2 separate regions of the Homo sapiens genome follow, and region 2 is linked to region 1. The links are chromatin loops, found by intact Hi-C in ENCODE. Cell type or tissue: adrenal gland. All regions are shown on one strand. Each heading gives the region's core, and the rest is flanking DNA. Links, peaks and the distances in the headings are about the cores only.

The links. Peaks named below come from ENCODE experiments on the same cell type or tissue, not always from the same donor. Only the 100,000 strongest peaks of a DNase experiment are listed, where the experiment ranks them.
Region 2: it touches region 1 in a loop (5-fold over the local background); 39 of 110 quality-filtered maps call a loop at or near these places.

Annotation. Positions count from the first base shown.
Region 1 is chr15:74,049,552-74,059,894 of GRCh38, reverse strand. No RefSeq gene overlaps it. Among named protein-coding and RNA genes, the nearest start is that of GOLGA6A, 28 kb to the left of the region's middle. In adrenal gland, for the core only: a CTCF peak has its summit at 5,536; a DNase peak (open chromatin) is centred at 5,664; H3K27ac peaks cover 1,614 bases.
Region 2 is chr15:73,977,719-73,988,061 of GRCh38, reverse strand. STOML1 (stomatin like 1) reads left to right here. Exons shown (of 7, transcript NM_004809.5): 5 at 2,549-2,744; 6 at 3,191-3,403; 7 at 3,932-9,136. The coding sequence ends at 4,125. Among named protein-coding and RNA genes, the nearest start is that of STOML1, 9.4 kb to the left of the region's middle. RefSeq lists enhancers at 1-46, 1-99, 6,041-6,230. In adrenal gland, for the core only: no CTCF peak of the experiment used is centred there; DNase peaks (open chromatin) are centred at 4,611, 5,371, 5,631, 6,265 and 1 weaker place; H3K4me3 peaks cover 415 bases; H3K27ac peaks cover 4,252 bases.

The DNA.
Region 1 (10,343 bases), core at 3,415-8,414:
ATCATATAGTGGGTTAGGGCTCCAAGTATGAACTTTTGGGAGACACAATTCAGTCTATAGCATTTGGACTTGGGAAGAGGGAGGAAAAGAACACGCACAGGAAGGTCACAGTGTAAGCAACAGTATGGAGGTGGGAAAGTTCAGCTCATGGATAGGAAAAATTGATCCAAGTTGGCAGGGCCCACAGGGAGATGTGGTGCGGTGGTGAGTGGCGGCCACATCAAAAGAACCTTGAATGCCAGGCTGAGGTGGGAGGCATTTCCTGTTGTGTAGAAGATGCCATGAGGTGGTGAGGAGGGTAACATGATGAAAGGACATTTGGGAGGATGGATCTGGCATCAGTGATGGGTGGGGATAAGGGGTGAACAAAGCTGGAGGCCAGGAAACTGGACACATGGCCCAGAGTTCAGGCTTAGGCTGTTCAAATGTAGTTTCCACACTGAGTTCCCATGTGGATCCAAGCATGCAGCGGGTAGATGATTTGGAAAAGCAAAACCATTCTCTTCCCATTACCACAGAGTTTCCCAGTTGAGTTCATCACCAGAGTCCTACACATCAGTCGACCTGCCCCAAACTCTGTCCCTAGAGGCTGTGACCCAGAGGGAGCCCTTGTCCAGCTGTAGCCCGGGGACACTGCAGCCTGAGCAGGACTGCACCTGTTCCCTCCCAGGAGCCTTATCTCTGTCTAGCCAGGCTTTGGCTTCAAATGCCCTCAGCTTTGGCTTCAAAACCTCCTGGGTCAGATTCATGAGGGATCTGGTCTTCTTTGGTTTAGGGATTTTTAAATAGCTTTTTCAAGCAGGCAGTAGATCAACTCTGCTTGGTTACCTCTAAGAACTGGCTACAACTCACAGAGATCTATTATACTTATAGCTGTGGTTTGATTACATGGAAAGGATACAGATTAAAATCAGCCAGGGGAAGAAAGGCATAGGGCTGAGTCCAGGAGGGCACCAGGCATAGGGCTGAGTCCAGGAGGGTACCATGCACAGAGTGTCCATTATCCCTTCCCCATGCAGTCAGAGTGCACTGCCTTCCCAGCTTTGCTATGTGCCAATACACATGGAGTATTCCCAGCCAGTGAGGCTCCCTCAAGCCTCAGTGTTCAGGGTTTTTACTGGAACTTCATCACAGAGGCATGCTTGATTGTCCATGTGGCTGCTCTCAGTTTCCAGTCTCCTGTCCTTCCAGGGATGACCTAAAGCCCAGACTCTAAATCACTTAGTTGCTTTTCCTGGCCTGGCTAGTCCCCACCCTAACTATTATTATTAGACCAGCCATCATGAGTTAAGATCCCCACGCAAACATATTCCTATCAGGTATTACATGTTGACAGTTACGTCCCAGGAGTCTAGGACAAAGGCCAGACCTCTTTTTTGGTCAATGTTAACTTTTATTTGAAACTATACAACATGCCATCACCCTGTTATCCTTTCTATCTTCAAAATAACCCTAATTGGTGGGTAAGGATGTTTATTATTATAAACAAGATCTCAAGAGGGAAGATGCTTGGGCAAGGTTGCACAGTTGATCCTGGACTCATGGTATGAGACTCTTTCCACTCTCTGAGAGCCCCGAGTCCTGAGAAGATGATGGAAACAAGGTGTGTATATGTGTGTGTGCACGTGTGTGTTTGTGTAAATGTATATCTAATGAGTATGTGTGGATATGTGTATGTCTCTGTGTGTATACATTTGGATGTCTGTGTGTGTATATGCATGTTTGTGTGTGTGTGTGTGTGTGTGTGTGTGTGTGTACAGTGGTGTACACCTGTAATGCCAGCTACTCAGGAGGCAGACAGGGGAAGATCACTTGAACCCAGGAGTTTGAGAGAGAGAGAAAATTTCAATGACCTTTTTCTTGCAGTTAGAAGATAAAACCCGGGGCTGGGCATAAAGAGACAAAGCACAGCGTACAGAGGCAGAGAAATGTCTAATAAAAACAAGTGACCAAGAATTAATTAGTTCATCTATAAAGAAATATAGCACTTAAGCAGCAGATTAAAACTGGAAGATAATTTCCTCTAGAACCCTGATAATCTTTGTGAGAAAACTGTTGGCCACATATGTTAATTGCCAAAACTCACAGGGCCCTGTGCAACAGAATTGGGGAGAAAAACCACCTTTTTTAAACTCACTATGCTACAAGCAGCATTCAACTCTTTCTCAATTAAGATTTCACAAACCTACCTCCAGCTTCCAGATGGTGAGGGAAAGTGTGATCAGATTTTACGATAAATTGTGCCTGTCTCTGAGCCCATCTCCTCCCATTGAAGAGAAGGAAAATGAGGTGAGCGCATTACAGCCCTGCCTGACAAAAGTCACAAGGGAAGCAAATGATTATTATTTAAAACCAGAGAGTCCTATAATTTATTCATGAATGCTACACATTCTGTATCAGATCTTCCATTTTGATTTACTTGTATTCTTTGAAGCAAATTTATAAGATTCAAATTATTCAGAAAATGCTCCCAGGTAAATAGAAGAAAACACTTTAACCACATGAAGTATCATGCTACACAATATGGTGTGGTGGTGAAGGGTGCAGGCTCTAAAACCAGAAAACAGGTTCAAGTCCTGGCCCTACCACCTTGGCAAGGTTACATGGTCTCTCTGTGCCTCCATTTCCCCATCTAAAATGTGGGAATGACAATAATAGTGTCTATTTCACAGAGCTGTTTTGAGGAAAATAATATATGTAAAGCACTGTGAACAGCAGTCAGTGCTATATAAGTGTTTGCTCTAGTTATTTTAACATTTCAGATGATAAATATCTACCCTGTTATTCAGATGACAAGCGTCCCTAAGCTGATAACATGATGAAGAGCTTTTGGGTTTCTTAATTTCCATCAGTTTTGTGAGGGAAAAAATACCACATGAAGAAGAGCAACTGAAGCAGGCGTGAGGAGGAAACTTGGCTTAAGATTGGGGGGCTTGGGGTTATTAGGCTTTCATCTTCTAAAATGTCCTAAGCTCCACTGATAAGAAGACGCTTAGTATCAATCTAGCTAAAAAGGACCAATAGGCCCCAAAAGACACTGAGTTAGAGACAAAAATAGAAGGGTAATAAATGAAATATGGAAAACTACACAACCAGAAAAATAAACAGCTACCAGTACCCAAAACGTGGCTAAATCTCACAGGATTCTGTTGAATGAAAGAAGCCAGCCACAAACGCGCACATACTGAATGATCCCATTTATATGAAGTTCAAGAACAGGCAAAACTAATCCATGGTGACAGAGGTCAGGATCCTGGTTAACTGTGAGGGGACAGCAACTGAGAAGGGGCAAGAGGGAGCCCTCTGTGCTGATGGGAACATCCTGTATCTTGAGCTGAGTGTTGGTTACATGAGTGTGCACATATGTAAATACTATTGAGTTGACTGGGCGTGGTGACTCACACCTGTAATCCCAGCACTTTGGGAGGCCTAGGCAGGTGGATCACTTGAGGTCAGGAGTTCAAGACCAGCCTGGTCAACATGGTGAAACCCCATCTCTACTACCATACAAAAATTAGCCAGGCGTGGTGGCAGGCGCCTATAATCCCAGCTACTCAGGAGGCTGAGGCTGGAGAATCACTTGAACCCGGGAGGCAGAGGTTGCAGTGAGCCAAGATCTTGCCACTGCACTCCAGTCTGGGCAACAGAGCAAGACTCCATCTCAAAAACAAAAAACAAACCAAAAAACGATAGTACAAAGTTGTAACTTTAGGTATATGCACCTCACTGTATGTAAGATACTGTCTTAGTCCATTTGTGGTGTTATAACAAAATATCTGAGACTGGGTAACGGGTAAAGAAAAAAAATGTGTTTCTCACAGTTTTGGTGTCTGAGAAGTCCAAGATCAAGGGGCCAGCAGGCTTGTAGTCTCGCAAGGGCTGCTCCTGCTTCCAAGATGGCACCTTGAACAGTGTCCTAACATGGTGGAAAGGACAGAAAAACAAAAGAAAACAGAGCTAGGTAGTTCCCTCAAGCCCTTTCATAAGGTCACTAACCCCATTCATGAGGGGGCTCCTCCCTTACAGCTTAGTCATCTCCTAGACTCCACCTCTTAATTCTATCACATTGGGGATTAAGTTCCAGTATGAATTTTAAAGGAGACACAATCATTCCAACCATAGCAAATATGCTTTACTAAAAAAAAAAAAAAAAAAAAAAAAAAAAAAGGAATACCTTGTCTCTAAACATAATATTTTAAGAGTTTATATATTTATAGCCCAATTTTCCACTTGCTTAATGACGACGAGTGTCATTCTTAGCTGAGAAAAGTTTCAGTAAATTATTTTTCTCACATTATCTATTAATATCTTATTCAGATAAAACCAAATTTCTAACCTGGATTTTAGGTTAAGACAGGAACCATAGTCATTTGTTGCAATGTGAGAATGACAAGAGAGAGATATTAACTAGCAGAATCCAACTATAAAACTAAATTTAACGGCACAGTTCTCTACTAATGACTCCCCTAGACAAATCATTACTTGGATATCAATGAATCAACTAAAAATGGACGTGAAAACAGTTCGAGTCCTTTTTGCAATGGATGGATGTTTTCAAGACTATTAAGTGAAGAGGGTTCAGAAACAAGGGGATAAATGGCATGCTAATTTGGGGTTGAATGGAGTAATGAGATGATCTTGGAAATACAAGAATCCTGCTTAATGGGACTTGTCTACTTGCAATTCAATAAACCAATATACGTAAATTAAAAGAGACGAAGGAAATGAGCACTCAGAACAAAATTACAGGAATAGGGCCGGGCACAGTGGCTCATGCCTGTAATCCCAGCACTTTAGTAAGCTGAGGCGGGCAAATCACCTGAGGTCAGGAGTTTCTGACCAGCCTGGCCAACGTGGTGAAGCCCCGTCTCTACTAAAAATACAAAAATTAACCAGGCATGGTGGCGCGTGCCTATAGTACCAGATACTTGGGAGGCTGAGGCAGGAGAATGGCATAAAACCAGGAGGCAGAGCTTGCAGTGAGCCGAGATTGCACCATTGCACTCCAGCCTGCACGACAGAGCGAGACTCCGTCTCAAAAAAAAAAAAAAATTACAGGAATACATTTAGCAAAGAGGCACCAAAATTGAGATAAGAGCCACTGTCCCACCTGTGACATCTTCTGACATCTTTCATTCTTGAGTCATGGGGGTTGCAAGCCAGGGAACAGAGTCTTCTGCCTGGAAGCTAAAACCAGGTTTTGGGGTAGGTTCAGAGAGACTGTTCAGACTGAATATGCATGTTGCCAGGTCAAAAATATCCCGATTGCAAGAGCATTTGCAAAGACAATGGTGCTCAGGGAAAGATAATGCTGTGTGTTTAAAAGGGAAAAAAATTAAAAGAATGGAAACAAAGAAGAAAAAGTGACCGGAGGGTAGGGTGACCATATGTTCTGGTTTGCAAGGTACAGCTAAAGTTATGTCTGCTGTCCTCGTGCAATTATTATAGTGCCCCTTTCACTCTCTTAAGTGTCTGGATTTGGATGATAAAGCATATGATCACCCTACCAAAGACAGGAAGTTAGCCAGAAGACCCATGTATCCATTTTAAACGGTGCGGCCTGATCTGTAGTCACGCTCATGCTGCTGCGCAGCTGAGCGCTCTGCACCACCTCTGCCTCGCCCTACCACGCCCTGCCTGGGTCTCCTGGAAGGCTGGAGCGGAACCCACGATCCTGCGCTGCTCTGGTGCCACCTGCAGGTTACATGGGGGAACTGCTTCTCCACCACCCCCACCCCCCTCTACCCCCACCCTCCTCCACCCCCACCCCACTATCCTCCACGCCGCCTCCCCACCCCACCCCAACCCTCGACAGCCATGGACTTGGCCAAAAGACATTCAGAGCAAGTGAAGCCCTGCCTGGGGAGTTGGCTGGAGCCAACAAAAGCCCGCGTTACACAATCAGACCAGCCCACTTTAAACTAACAAAGCCAAGCTCCTCTTCCTACCCACTCCTGTCCTGTCTCATTTTGTAGATGGTAAACTGAAGCCTAATTCAGAATTTTCATTGGCATTGTGTCCAGAAATGGTGGGTTCTTGGTCTCACTGACTTAAAGAATAAAGCCACAGACCCTCGCGGTGTGTGTTACAGTTACACGCCTCGCGGCGTGTCCAGAGTTTGTTCCTTCTGGTGGTGGGCGTTTGTTCTTTCTGGGGGGTTCGTGGTCTTGCTGGCTCAGGAATGAAGCTGCAGACATTTGCCGTGAGTGCTACAACTCTTAAGGTGGTGCTTCTGGACTTGTTCCTTTCTCCAGGGGGGTTGGTGGTCTCGCTGGCTTCCGAAGTGAAGCTGCAGACCTTCGCCGTGAGCCTTACAGCTCATAAAGTCACCGTGAACTGAAAAAGCAAGCGGTAACAAGATTTATTTCAAAGACCAAAAAAAACAAACCCCCACAACGTCAAAGGGAATCTAAGCATCATTGCCACTGCTGGCTGGGGCGGGGGGGGGCGGGGGGGGCAGCCTGCTTTTATTCTCTTACCTGGCCCTACCCACATCCTGCTGATTGGTCCATTTTACAGAGAGCTGATTGGTCCGTTTTGACAGGGTGCTGATTGGTGTGTTTACAATCCCTGAGCTAGACACAAAAGTTCTCTATGTCCCCACTAGATTAGCTAGATACAGAGTGTGGATTGGTGTATTTACAAACCCTGAGCTAGACACAGAGTGCTGATTGGTGCATTTACAAACCTTGAGCTAGATACAGAGTGCCGATTGGTGCATTCACAATCCCTTAGCTAGACATAAAGGTTCTCCAAGCCCCCACCAGAGTAACTAGATACAGAGTGCCCATTGGTGCATTCACAAACCCTGAGCTAGACACAGCGTGCTGATTGGTGTGTTTACAAACCTTGAGCTAGAGACAGGGTGCTGATTGGTGTATTTACAATCCCTTAGCTAGACATAAAGATTCTCCAAGTCCCCACCAGACTTAGGAGCCCAGCTGGCTTCACCCAGTGGATCCCGCACGGGGGCCGCAGGTGGAGCTGCCTGCCAGTCCCGCGCCGTGCGCAGGCACTCCTCAGCCCTTGGGTGGTCGATGGGACTGGGTGCCATGGAGCAGGGGGTGGCGCTCGTCCTGGAGGCTCCGGCCGCACAGGAGCCCATAGCGGGGCGGTGGGGGGAGGCTCAGGCGTGGAGGGCTGCAGGTCCAGATCCCTGCCCCGCGGGGAGGCAGCTAAGGCCTGGCGAGAAGTCGAGCACAGCAGCTGCTGGCCCAGGTGCTAAGCCCCTCACTTGCGGGGGGCTGGCGGGGCCCGCTGGCCGCTCCCAGTGCTGGGCCTGCGGACCATGCCCACCCGGAACTCGCGCTGGCCCACAAGCGCCGCGCGCAGCCCCGGTTCCTGCCTGCGCCTCTCCCTCCACACCTCCCCGCAAGCTGAGGGAGCCGGCTCTGGCCTCGGCCAGCCCAGGAAGGGGCTCCCACCATGCAGTGGCGGGCTGAAGGGCTCCTCAAGTGCCGCCAAAGTGGGAGCCAAGGCAGGGGAGGCCCGAGAGCGAGCCAGGGCTGCCAGCAGGCTGTCACCTCTCAGTAGGATTGTGAAGCATACAGCTGGAGCTTCCCAGGTGACATTCCCCACATCTGTCTTTCCCCTAACACTTTAGGGTAGTGGGGAAGCAAGAGAGCTTAAGCTTACTAAGCTCCTACCGTGTACTGGCCAGAGTGGGCACTTTTCTTTCCAGCCTTGCAATTGATGGGAAATAGGTGATTGTACAAATAGGATACAGGATCAGAGTGGGCTGGCGATGTGCTCACAGTCTCTCAGCTGAAACTGGAATCCAGGAGTCTTTGACTCTAAAGCTAGTGCTCGTTTTGGGTCTCCAGCTTAAGCAATAGTTGCAAAATGCAAAGAGCACCATGAAAATCTAATATTGATCCATGTAAGACTGTATTGCAAACAGAAACATGGAGTGACTTCGTGGGGGGTGACGGCGAGATGGGGAGATTATCTCAGGTCTATGTAACCTGGGAAGTCTCCGAGAAAAATGAATGAAGCATGACTAAGTGCAATTTGTCTGATAAACAAAATCTGTCAGAACGTGGGGCTTTGTGGGTCCTGAGTGAAGGTGAACCCATAGTGCTGGATATTTGCTAAGGTGTTCTTTATAAAATCACTCAGGGCCTCAGTGCCTCCACCTTCTTCATGACCCTAGGTCCACTTGCCTCGGCCTCCCAAAGTGCTGGGATTACAGGCATGAGCCACTGCGCCCAGCTGGTTGGTCTGACTTACTGTGCAATCAATCCACCCTGGGGTCGGCCAGGGCTTTAAGGCTCTAGAACTGTAGGAGATAGTCAGTGCTCCTGAATTCCACCCCCAGGCCTTCTGCACTCAGTCTGAGAGGAATGATTTCAGGAAATCAGACAAGCAACACAGGATTTCACAATATCTCATACTTGTCTGACTGGCTAGCATTTTGGAAAATTTCTGCGGTTAGCTAGCTAGCTTTTGTAATGTGCTTGGCTATCAAGTTTGGGATATTTATAATATTTATAAACTGAATTTAGCACAGTCCAGGCAGCTGGTCTTAGTTTAAGGAAGTTCCTTGAGCCAAGAATGAAGGAATTTTCCCCTCACTTGACAGCAAATGCATTTTGTAAGGGTGAACAGAGACGTCCAAACTTCCTGTTTTTTGTTTTTGTTTGTTTGGTTGTTTCATTTTGTTTTTGTTTGTTTGCTTTTAGTATGGGGAGAATCTGTTGAAATTCTAGACTCTTCTCTCAACAGAGTCTCCACAGGTATTTGCTTTATTCAGGTCCAGCGGGTCTGGAGCTGACATCTGGATTCAGAGACAAAAATAAGTGACGGTACTGGCCCCATTCCTCCCCTAGCCCCAGGCTCAGCCTGTGCCTGTGCCTGGGACCAGGACCAAGGCCACTACAGGCGAGTGTGTTCTCAGAAACCTGGATCTCCATTCCCTTCCATCTCCCTCCATCTGGCCCACCTAGTCTCCACCCACATAGAGGTGCAGCCCGCATCCCACCCACTCCTTCCCGTGACCACTTCTTACCTACATTGTAACGGGGTGGGGCCTTACCCTAAATCATGCATTCTCAACAGAGGCATTATCACCCCACAGAGGATGAAAAGGCAGGGGAGGAAGGGCAGTTGACCATCTTGGCTATTACCATGGTTTCTGACCCTCCAAAGGCTCACAGTCCATACATATGTCCATGTAAGGAAGAAGTAAAACCATCTCTATTCGCAGATGATGCGATCTTGTATCTAGAAAATCCTATGGAATGTACAGTGTATCTATGGTATTAAAATTTCATACAGGGAGGCACAATTGGGAAAAGATGCTAAAAATGCTCCTTAAGAGGACAATAATAATAATTATAAAAAGGTCCAGAAACACTGCCCTAAATGAAAAAATTAAAATGAAAGTTCAAGCACAGGGATGAGAAGGTGGGGGTAGCTTCCAGAGACCTGCCTTCTGCATCACCTGAGACTGACAACTCAGGAGAGCACAGAAAGGAGAGAAGGAGAGACCAGGCAGCCTGTCCCCCAACACGTGGCCATGCGCTCCATGATGTAGGCCACAGATGGTGCCAGTCTAGACACAGGCTCCCCGCAGGCAAATCCCAGCTCTGCCACATACAAGTTTAATGACCCTGACGAGGTACTCAGCCTTGCTGCCCTGCTGTGCTCCTCTGTAGGAGGAAGATGGGCTGTAACCACATAGGACAGTTGGGAAGATTAAAGGTTACTTGTGCTAAATGGTGAAATCGTGTCTGGTACCCAGTTGTCTTACCTGGTTGTCCCATGCTCTCCCTCCTGGGCAGGATTGCCCACTCCTCAGTCCCTCCAATCCGATTGGTGTACATTGACCTTGTTGGAGTTGTGAGCTCAGGCAGAGCCCCTGCCAGGTGCTTCTAGAAGAGGATTTGGGGGAAAAGGCAGATTGAACTTGGGGTGCCTATTAGGGGGTCGAGAAGCTCCTGCCCATCTGTTCACAGTTCCATGGACTTTTCAGTTACTAAAGTCACAAAGACTTGTGGCCTGAAGAGTGACTTTAACTCCATTTCTAACTAAATTCCTAACTCACCCCAATTCTAACTCAATTCCTAATTCCTAAGGTTTATTCTCAACCTTAAGCACCAAATGTGCCCCTCCATCTGATCTAATCCCAAATCCTAACCTGGGGCCTCCCCTGAACTTTAGCTCTAACCCTCACCCCGATTCTAAGCCCACCCCATCCTTACCCCAGTTCTAACTTGGGCCCTATCCTTAGCTGTGGAGCTCACCCTAAGTCCACTGGTAACCCAGTATTTCCCCAAATTAACAGGCCATTCACTTCCACAGTCATAAGTTTTCCTCTACCTGTGTCCCTTCCGAGTGTGGAG
Region 2 (10,343 bases), core at 2,298-7,297, 71 kb after region 1:
CAAGATGGGGTAGAAATAAATACACATGCAGAGTTGTGTCCCCTGCAGCCACACTCAACTTGTGCTTCCTCTTGTGTCCTGACAGGGGAATGTAGGTGACATTTCTCCCCATTCCTCTTGGCTCTGCTTTGCCCTGGGGAATCAAGGTTAGAGGACAGTCGGGGGAATGGGATAAATGCCAGTCCTGGAGGTCCCACTGGAAGCAGCGAGGGGAAATTCCTGAGGAAATACTATTTGAGATCCTAACAGTAGCTCTTACGTGCTTAGCAGTTTATGGTTTACAAAGTCCTTTTGTCTGGCCCAGCATTTCTGAGCTTGACATTTTTTGCTGCAAGTCGGTACTACTGTTTTATTTTGGAGGGAGGAAGCTAAGGCTAAGAAATAATTTGACTTGCCTCTGAGAGCTATGGTCAAGGGCAGAGCTGAGCCATAGCTAGACCACCTGCCTCCATCCCACCATCGCCCCTCAATCCAGTGCTTGATCTAACACAACTCAGATAGCAAGTGGATAACAACTTTTATTCATAAAACCATGCCCCGTGTTAATTCACCTTTAGGAAGAGAAAACTGATCTCAGTCTTGTTGCACATTGTTTTGATGTGAGACAGGCAGTTTGGGGAGGTCAGTTCCACACCAGGATGTGAGAGTCCTTTAAGTCCCATTTCCCAGACTGAGTGAGCACCTGGTAGAGTGAGAGCTGTGCCTGTGGTTGAGACAGAACCTCAGGAGGTCCAGCACACCGCCCTCAGGCCCTGGTTCAGGCGTACACTTATTCACATGCCCCTTTTTGCCTGATTTTCTTCTAGAGAAATCAGAGTCCCCACCTCTCACTTGCTGGACCTTCCTTAGCCAGTTACCACTCCTTACCTGCCAGTGCTCCAGGCCAGCTGCCTCAGCCCTTCACTGCCCTCCTCCAGCCCCACCACTGCTCATTGCTCTCTGCAGCAGGCCTTGCCTCCTAACACTCAGGAGAAAAACTCTAGGATGAGCACTCTGCTTCCTCCAGTTTCACCCCTTCAAACCCACCTGCCTCTGTGCTGCTTTCCTGCCTCCTTGCCCTTCTGCCTCCCCTCTCTGAGGCTCATCCCTGTACTGCGCAGTGCTGTGGGCCCCCTGCTATCCCAGGATGCCTTCCCTCCACTCCATGCACTCTCTCTCTGTCACCTCTCCTTTCTGTGTAGAAATGTGCCCTCCCTTTGCCACAGTGCCCTCTAGCTCCCACTCCCTTTCTCCCCTTTTCTTCTGCAAGACTTTCATCCATGCTCCCAGCCCCTGCCCCTACATCCTTCATCCTGGCCTCCTTGGGCTCCCAAGACAGCGCTGGCCAACATCACAGTGACCTCCCACATGCCAGCCCAGTGGGCACCTCTCAGCCCTTCCCTTACATCACCTGGTGGCAGCATTTGACATGGTCGACCCAGCCCCCAGCCCCCAGAACCCCCTGTACTTCCTCCTTCCCTGTCATCCCTGGTTACTGCCACTTATTCTCCTGCCCTTGAGTTTCCAGGGTTTCATCACTGGCCTCTTCTCATCTGTGACCTCCCTGGGAGAGCTCATCCATCTGGGCTGTCTGCTGCCTGTGGATGCTGATTATTCACAATGTCCTGCCCTAGCCCTGATGCTTCTGTACCCTGGGCCATTTCTCCAGCTGCCTACTGGACAATTGACTGCCCCACAGACACCTCAAGCTTACAGTAGTAAAAAAAAAAAAAAAAGTTGCCATCCCTCCCTTCCCACCCCCGTGTGTCCTCTCTAGTGAATGCCACACTCATCCATTCAGGAGCCTGACTCCTCCCCACTCCCGCCCCCTCTCATATCATTGCACACATCGAGGCAGCCCCGAGCCTGGTGCTTGCACTTCTCTAGTGCCCTGTTGTGGCTCAGTACAGTTGATAGAGGCATGCCTCCCTCAGTGGATCTTGGCTTCACAGCTCCCCTCCACCCTCGCCAGAGCTGCATCATTCCTTGGCTGTATTTTGAAACAATGTCTTCCTTGGTCTCCATCCCTCCCCTCAGCCCCCTATAATCCAGCATCCACAGCAGCCAGGAGGATCTTGCCTTAAAGCAAGTCTGCTGTATCACCTCCCTGCTCAAACTCCTCCCTGGGGCTCTTTGTTGCCTCAGAATAAATCAAAGTAAGCAGAAACACCCCACCTCTGACCCCTCAGCTGTCTCCAGTCCTCAGCCGACATGTGAGGGTCCAGCTAAATGGAACTCTGGTTCCTCGCAGCTCCACGAACATGCCAGGTTTTCTTGTCTGGGGTTTTGCACATGCTGTTCCTGTTGCTGGAAGGGTCCTCCTCCACCTGAGGACTCCCTCCTGCTGGCACCACCCTCCTCTGCTGGGGGCTCACCACAGGCCTTGCTTCTGTCTTGGCACTTACCACAGCTGAAAGGTCATTGCCCTCTGCCTGTGTTCCCAGGCTAGGAGTGTCTCAAGGGCGGTGTGGTGCCTCCATGTCCATGCACGGCCACACAGTCTGCCCAAAGAAGGTGCTCAGGAAAGGTTTGTTGAATTAATTACATTTCTCCTCACACTGTCCTCCAGCTGGAGATCAACGATGTGACCAGGGCCTGGGGGCTGGAGGTAGACCGCGTGGAGCTGGCAGTGGAGGCCGTGCTCCAGCCGCCCCAGGACAGCCCAGCTGGGCCCAACCTGGACAGCACCCTCCAGCAGCTGGCCCTGCACTTCCTGGGAGGAAGCATGAACTCAATGGCAGGAGGTGCCCCGTCCCCGGGGCCAGGTGAGGAGCCCTGGGGAGGAGAGCGGGGGTGTTTACCAGCTTGGTGCCAGCACAGACTTTGCTCACTATCCCAGCAGCTCTGTGCAGTACACACCCTGCACAGATGTTCAGCCCACACTGACCACAGCCAAGGCAGTGAGAGGAGGCCAGGTGTCTGAGTGTGTAGAGGCCATTGGCAGCCTCCATGGGAGGAGGCGACATCACCAGAAGGGCAGCTGGAAAGAATTTTATATCTGAGGCTGGAGTAGTTTAGAAACTGAGTTTGCAGTTTAGGCTGAAAACTCAGGGGCACCTTTCTGGTAGAGGAGGAAGTTGAACAGAGGCCTGAAGGGGATCTAAGAGGAAACTGCCACAAAAGGTGCAGAGGCCACAGTGAGTGGTCCTGACCTTGGCAACACGATGACCTCCTCTCTGCCTCCTTCCCCAACCCTGTTGGCCACCCCCAGCAGACACCGTGGAGATGGTGAGTGAAGTTGAGCCACCTGCCCCTCAAGTTGGTGCCAGGTCCAGTCCGAAGCAGCCTCTGGCGGAGGGGCTACTGACTGCTCTACAGCCCTTCCTGTCTGAGGCCCTGGTCAGCCAAGTCGGGGCCTGCTACCAGTTCAATGTCGTCCTGCCCAGCGGCACCCAAAGCGCCTACTTCCTGGACCTCACTACAGGTGCCGCTGCCCTCCTTGCCTCTCCTTCCCATCCAGCTTGCTAGGTTTCTTGTTACCTACCCCAGTGGTGCTCTCGTAGACTGCCCCCTGCTCCTGCCAATAATTTGGGGTGAACCCATGGCAGGCAGGGGCTCAGACACCATTTCCAGGCATTAACTATGCCCTGGTCTCCCCGCCATCCGCAGGACAATGCAGCCAGGCTTCCAATACCAAGAGGCCTGCCCGTGTTACAGGCCTGCTGCCTGTCAGGCTCTGTGCCAAGTACTTTTTGTACATTATCTCACCCACTTCTCACCATGAGCCTATGCTTTAGGAATTGTCATCTCTAAAGGAATTATCATCACAGATTTGGAAACTGAGGATCCAAGAGTTCACACAGCCAATAAGACTCAAACCCAGGGTATTAGAACCCAAACTCTTAACCAGTACTCTCCTCCCAATGGGAAATACCAGCCCCTCCCACCCCCATAGATCTCCTTCACGTTCCTCCATTCCCCTACTGACACTCGGTTTTCTTTTGCCCCACAGGACGAGGAAGAGTGGGACACGGGGTGCCTGATGGCATCCCTGATGTGGTGGTGGAGATGGCCGAGGCAGACCTGCGGGCCCTGCTATGCAGAGAGCTGCGGCCCCTGGGGGCCTACATGAGTGGACGGCTGAAGGTGAAGGGCGACCTGGCTATGGCCATGAAGCTGGAGGCTGTCCTCAGGGCCTTGAAGTAGCAGCCTTGGCTGACTTTCCAGAGCCCAGTCCCAAGCCTGGCACCAAGCCTGAGGGGCCTCTTGGAGGAGGAGGTGTTCATCTGCACCACAGAGAGTTGAGGCCCTAACAAATTTCAGGCCCAGCCAAGAGCCCATGAATGGAGGCTGCAGGAGGCTGAGTCCGGCTGCCATGCACGTCTCCCCTACAGTGGTTCTCTGGACAAGGCTTTGTCCATCCCGGTCCCCAGCTGAGTGCCCAGCGCTGAGCTGGGTGCACGGTGTGATTCCAGGAGGAGAGCCAGGCCTGCCCTGCCCTGCTGGCTTCCTGACTGGAGAGACAGGACCCACAGAAACAGCCTGACAGCAGCTGGTTTGGTCCTTGTGTGAGGGACCAAGCATGTGGCCCAGGCTCTAAGCTCTGCGGGGATTGGAGAGGGATGGGGAGGGAAGGGAAGGCAGCTCCAAGAAGAGGTCCCTGTGGCGAAGTTACCTGGGGATCCTGGCTGGCCCACCTTCCTGGCTGCAGTCCAGGCCCGTGCTGGCGGGATTGGGCATGGGAAGGAGCAGGGCCTGCTGCTTCCCTGGCGCTGCTCCCAAAGATTTCTGACTCATCTGCCAGCTCTGTCCTGCATGCCTGGCGAGCTGGGGCCCAGGGCAGCATGAAGGAGAGCCCTGCGTTCTGTGCTTCTTACCAGAGGTTTGCAAGCCTCAGACAAATAAATGTGGTGTTTACAATGTATAAAAGAGAAGAAGCCAAGCGGGGCTCCTGGGGGCATGGGGTGGGCTAGGAGGGTCCACAAGGTCCATGCTGCCAGCCCAGGCAGGGATTGACATCCTGGTGGCTGACACAGACAGACCCTCACAATATTTGAAGCTCCTTCTCCTGAGTGTCTCAAAGCCCCTGGAAGCAAGGGTGGGGCTGGGTGGGGAGTTCTGTTCCTCTTTGTAGTGGGATACAGGTTCACCAGGAAAGGAAGGCATGAGTGTGCCAGAGTGTCCTGCAAACACTGAGGGGCAGGTGGGGTGGTCATATCCCATTCAAGAGAGGAGTTGGGGCCACCGTCAGCTTCCCCTCCTGGTACACTCTGTCACTGCTTCTCCGCTCGCTGACGGGAAGGAAACAGTCATTGAGGTCTGGCCCCAGGCCCAGCCCAGCCCTGCTTTCTGCTCCAGTACTCTCGCCCAAACCCCAGGGGCCCCAGAGAAGGGGGCCTCTGACTTCTTGAGTCCTAAGAAAGGAATCTTACTCCTTGGAGAGACTTCTGGGAAAAACAAAACCACAAAAATCAAAGCCTCCCCTTAAGAACAGCCCCCAGCCTGTCCTGTGGCACCGCAACTTCCCTCTCCCCCAAGGGGTCTCTGCCCTTCCTGGGTGCCTGGCTCTGTCTTGTTTGCTGTCTGTCCCTGCCTTTGCCAGACACTGCCTTGTCCCGCCTCCTGGAGGTCCTCCACATTGCCTGAGGCACCTCCCTAAAGCCCAGCACAGACCCCTCTGTCACTGCCATGGCCATTGAGGTTCAGGTTTCCAGGGCCCCTTCCTAGAGTCCCAGGCTGCTGCACCTGCTGTTGCCCCTTTGCCTACTTGGAGGCCTCTCATGGGCCCTCCCAGGGCTTTCTAGCTGAGGCTGTCTGTTCCAAAGCCTGCCCTCCAATCCCCGCAGCCACACTGTGGCCACCCTTTGAGGCCCAGTGAGACTTGTCCTCTGTGCCCTTGCCTGGCTCTCTGCACCCATTCCACATTGTGTGTTTCTGCTCCTTGCATATATGGCTGCCCTCCCTGCTGGACTGGGAGCTTCCTGCATCAGCATTCACCTGTGGATTCCTTCCATTGCTATTACACAGTATATGAAGGGCTGCCCAGGAAACCCCAGGCATCTTCACCATGAAAGCTGGCACGGCCCCTTGGCTGGGGTAGGGCTGGAGGGTAGGGAAGACAGGAAAAATGAGATCACAACTTAGGGGAAACCCAAACTCTTCTTTGTGAGCATGGGAAGATCAACATAACGTTTAGGGGAAACCGAAACTTTTCTGGATGTCTGTGTAGGTGGAGAGTAAGGCCTGCCCCTGCCATGAATCCCCACCCTGTGGAGGGGAGCTCGATCCTTGGCCAGCACTCCAGGACTACAGAGGACTGAGCAGACCCTGCAGTCCACAGGGGAGGAAGGACAAGGGCCACCTAAAGGGTCGGTGTGAAGAGGGAGGAGGAGGGTGTGTGTCAATCAGAGAAGGCTTTCCTGAGGAGGTGATGTCCTCCACATCCCAGCTACCAAGTAGGTGGACAATAAGAAGAGATGGGGAAAATCATTCAGCAGAGGAGAAGTCCCTGCAAGGGCACAGCTGGAAGAGGCAGTCAGGCAACTGGGCTTCGGGGAACTAGAACCTGAAGTACCAGACAGGTTGTGTGCGGGCATTTGAGGGGCAGGGTATAGAAATAGTAACCATTACTGTGTGCCAAATATGTCCTTATACCGGACTAGACACTTCTTATTATATTTTTCTTCAAGATAACCTGGTGAATAATGATAATAGTTTAAGTATCCTAGTTAATATATTAATATATAATGTGTTATTTTGATGTTATTGAAAAGTATTTTATTTTTTTTTGAAACAAGAGTCTTACTCTGTTGCCCATGTTAGAGTACAGTACAATCTCAGCTCACTGCAACCTCTACCTCCCGGATTCAAGTGATTCTCCTGCCTCAGACACCTGAGTAGCCAGGATTATAGGCGCATACCACCACACCTGGTTAATTTTTGTATTTTTAGTAGAGATGGGATTTCACCATGTTGACCAGGCTGGTCTCGAACTCCTGACCTCAAGTGATCTGCCTGCCTAGGCCTCCCAAAGTGCTGGGATTATAGGTGTGAGCCACCGCACCTGGCCTTATTTTTAAGCATTTAAAAAAAATTTTTTAGACCGTCTTGCTCTATCACCCAGGCTGGAGTGCAGTGGCATGATCATAGCTCACTGTAGCCTTGAACTCTGGGGCTCAAACGATCCTCTTGCCTCAGCTTCCTGAGTAGCTGGGACCACAGGTTGTGCCACCACAACCGGCTAATTTTTAAAATCTCTTTTGTAGAGATAAGGATGTCTCCCCATGTTGCTCAGGCTGGTCTTGAACTCCTGGGCTCGCAGGATCCTCCCACCACAGCCTCCCAAAGTGCTGGGATTACAGGTGTGAGCCACTGTACCCAGCCAATATTTAAATTTTGGTTGGCTAAACATTTAAAAAGATAGGAAAGCATATTATGAAAATTCTCCCTCCACACATATTTCCCATGCCTTCCCCCATCCCCTGCGATTAGTTTCTTGGTAATTCTTCCTGAAGGTTTTGTTTTTTAAAAAAAAATATATGCAAGAAAATCCAAATATGTATCTTCTGGGTTTTTGTTGTTCCTGTTTTTATACAAATGGCAACATAGAAACACAATGTTGCCTTTTTCACTTAACATTACCCACTGAGGATCTTTCCATGTTACCACAGACAGCCTTTCCCTGTGCTTTCTTGTACTTACATAGGATTCCACAGTATGGATGTATCATAAATTATTCAACCTGTCGTGGACCGATAGACATTTTGATTATTTCTTGTGTTTTGCTATTTTAAATACTTTTGCAATGAATAACCTTTAACATGTGCTATTTGTGGTAGAGTTTATCTATAAGATAAAATCCTAGAAGTGGAATTGCTAAATCAAAGCATTTATAATTTAGTAAATATTGCCAGAATACCTTCTCTGGGGATTATACCAATTTACACTCCCATTGTCAGTGGTGTTTTTTTCTCATAGTCATGTCAATACACTGTGTTATTAAACTTTTGGGTCTTTTGACATTCTGGAAAGTGAAAATTTGTATCTCAGTGTAATTTTTTTGTTTATTGTTCAAGTTATTTTTTTGTTTTTTGTTTGTTTGTTTTGAGACAGGGTCTCACTCTGTCTCCCAGGCTGGAGTGCAGTGCAGTGATTGTGGCTCACTGCAGCCTCAACCTCCCAGGCTTAAAGGATCACCATGCCTGGCTTTTTTTTTTTTTTTTTTTTTGTAGAGACAGGGCCTTCTCAAGCTGGTCTCTAACTCCTGGCCTCAAGTGATCCTCCCACCTGGCCCTGGCCCGCTAACTGCTAGGATTACAGGCATGAGCCATCTAGCCCAGCCTGTTTATTGTCCAATTGTTTATTGCTTTGTAAGTCTTGGATTTCTAGCTCCAGCAAAGAACAGGGTTTGGTTTGGTTTGGTTTCTCTTCCCCTAGCATTTACATATTTTTTAAAGGTGTAATTTACATACAACAAACACCCTTTTAAAATGTATTATTTGGCTGGCTTGCGCCTCTAATCCCAGCACTTTGGGAGGCCGAGGCAGGTGGATCACCTGAGGTCAGGAGTTTGAGACCAGCCTGACCGATATGGTGAAACCCCATCTCTACTAAAAATACAAAATTTAGCCAGGCATGGTGGTACACGGCTGTAGTCCCAGCTACTCGGGAGGCTGAGACAGGAGAATTGCTTGAACCCAGGAGGTGGAAGTTGCAGTGAGTTGAGATCATGCCACTGCACTTTAGCCTGGGCAACAGAGTGAGACTCCATCTCAAAATTAAATAAATAAAGATAAAATAAAAAGTGTCATCTGAGGTGCTTTGACAAATGTGAACACCTGAGTAACCACCACCCCCTACAATCAAATACAAAACATTCCCATCCACTCACAAAGTTCTCCACGTCACTTCCCGTCAGTGCTTGCCACCTCCAGCTTTGAGCAGCCACTGACCTTTCCATAACCGCTGATCACATTTCACTTTTCTAGCATTTCATATGAATGAAATGAGTGCACAGTACTCTTCTGTGTCTAGCTTTTTCCCCCTCACTGTAATGGTTTTGAGAGTAATACATGTTATTCTGTGTATCTGTAGTTTGTTGTATTGCCAACACATTCCATTGTCTAGATAGAGGCACAATGTATTCATTCATCCATTGATGAACATTTGAGTAGTTTTCAGGTTTGGTTATTAAATAAAGCTCCTCCAGACATCTGTGTACAAGTCTTTGTTTGGACATATATTTTCATCTGGGTAAATACCTAGAATTGCTGGATTGAAAAACTGTCAAACATTTCCAAAGTGGTCCTGTCAACATGCGGTATAGTCAGTCTTTTAAACTTTAGCCACTCTAACAGGTGTGACTGACAATGTTGAGCCACTTTTAATTTGCTTATTGGGCACGTGTCTTCTTTTGTGAACTATCTGTTCAATATTTTGCTTATTTAAGAAATGGGCTATTAATATTGTTGAGCTTTAAAAGTTCTTAGTATAGCTGGATGCAGTGACACATGCCTATATTCCCAGGTACTTGGGAGGCTAAGGGAGGATCAGTTGAGCCCAGAAGTTCGAGGCCAGCCTGGACAACACAGCAAGACCTGATCTCTTAAAAGAAGAAGAAAGAAAGAAAAAAGAGAGAGAGAGACTCTCCATACGTTGCCTAGGCTGAGTGCAGAGGCACAATCCTGGCTCACTGCAGCCTCAACCTCCTGGGCTCAAGCAATCCTCCCCACTCAGCCTCCCAAGTAGTTGGCATTATAGGTATACATTACCAAACCTGGCTAATTTTTATATTTTTTGTAGAAACAGGGTTTTGCCACATTGCCCAGGCTGGTCTCAAACACCTGAGCTCAAGTTATATACCTGCCTTGGCCTCTCAAAGTGCTGGAATTATAGGCATGAGACACCTTGCCTGACCTGTGATCCATTTTCGAATTAATTTTTGTATATGGTGTGAAGTAAAAGTTGACGTTCTTTTTTTTCATGGTGATATCCAATCGTTCCAGCACTTTTTGTTTAAAGGTATCTTTTCCCCATTGAATTACCTAGAAACCTTTTCATTTGCTTTTGTGTTATTTTGAGTGAGGTTGAGCATCTTCTAATATGTTTAAGAGCCATGTGTCTCCTTTTCTACAAACTGTTATTTTATCTACTTTGTTCATTTTTCTAGTGCTGGTTGTTTCTATTTCTGTTTTTGACATTTGGGAGCTCTTTAAATATTAGGAAGATTAGCCATTTTTGATATGAGCTGTAAATTTTTCACCCAATTTGTTGGTTTGCATTTTGTCTTTGCTTATAATGTTTTCTCATGAAATTTTAAAAATGTATTTGAATTGATAAATATTTTATGACTTCTGGATTTTGAGTCATAAGTAAAAAAAACCTCCATTCTGAGATCATAACAGAATTTAATGTATTCTCTTTTA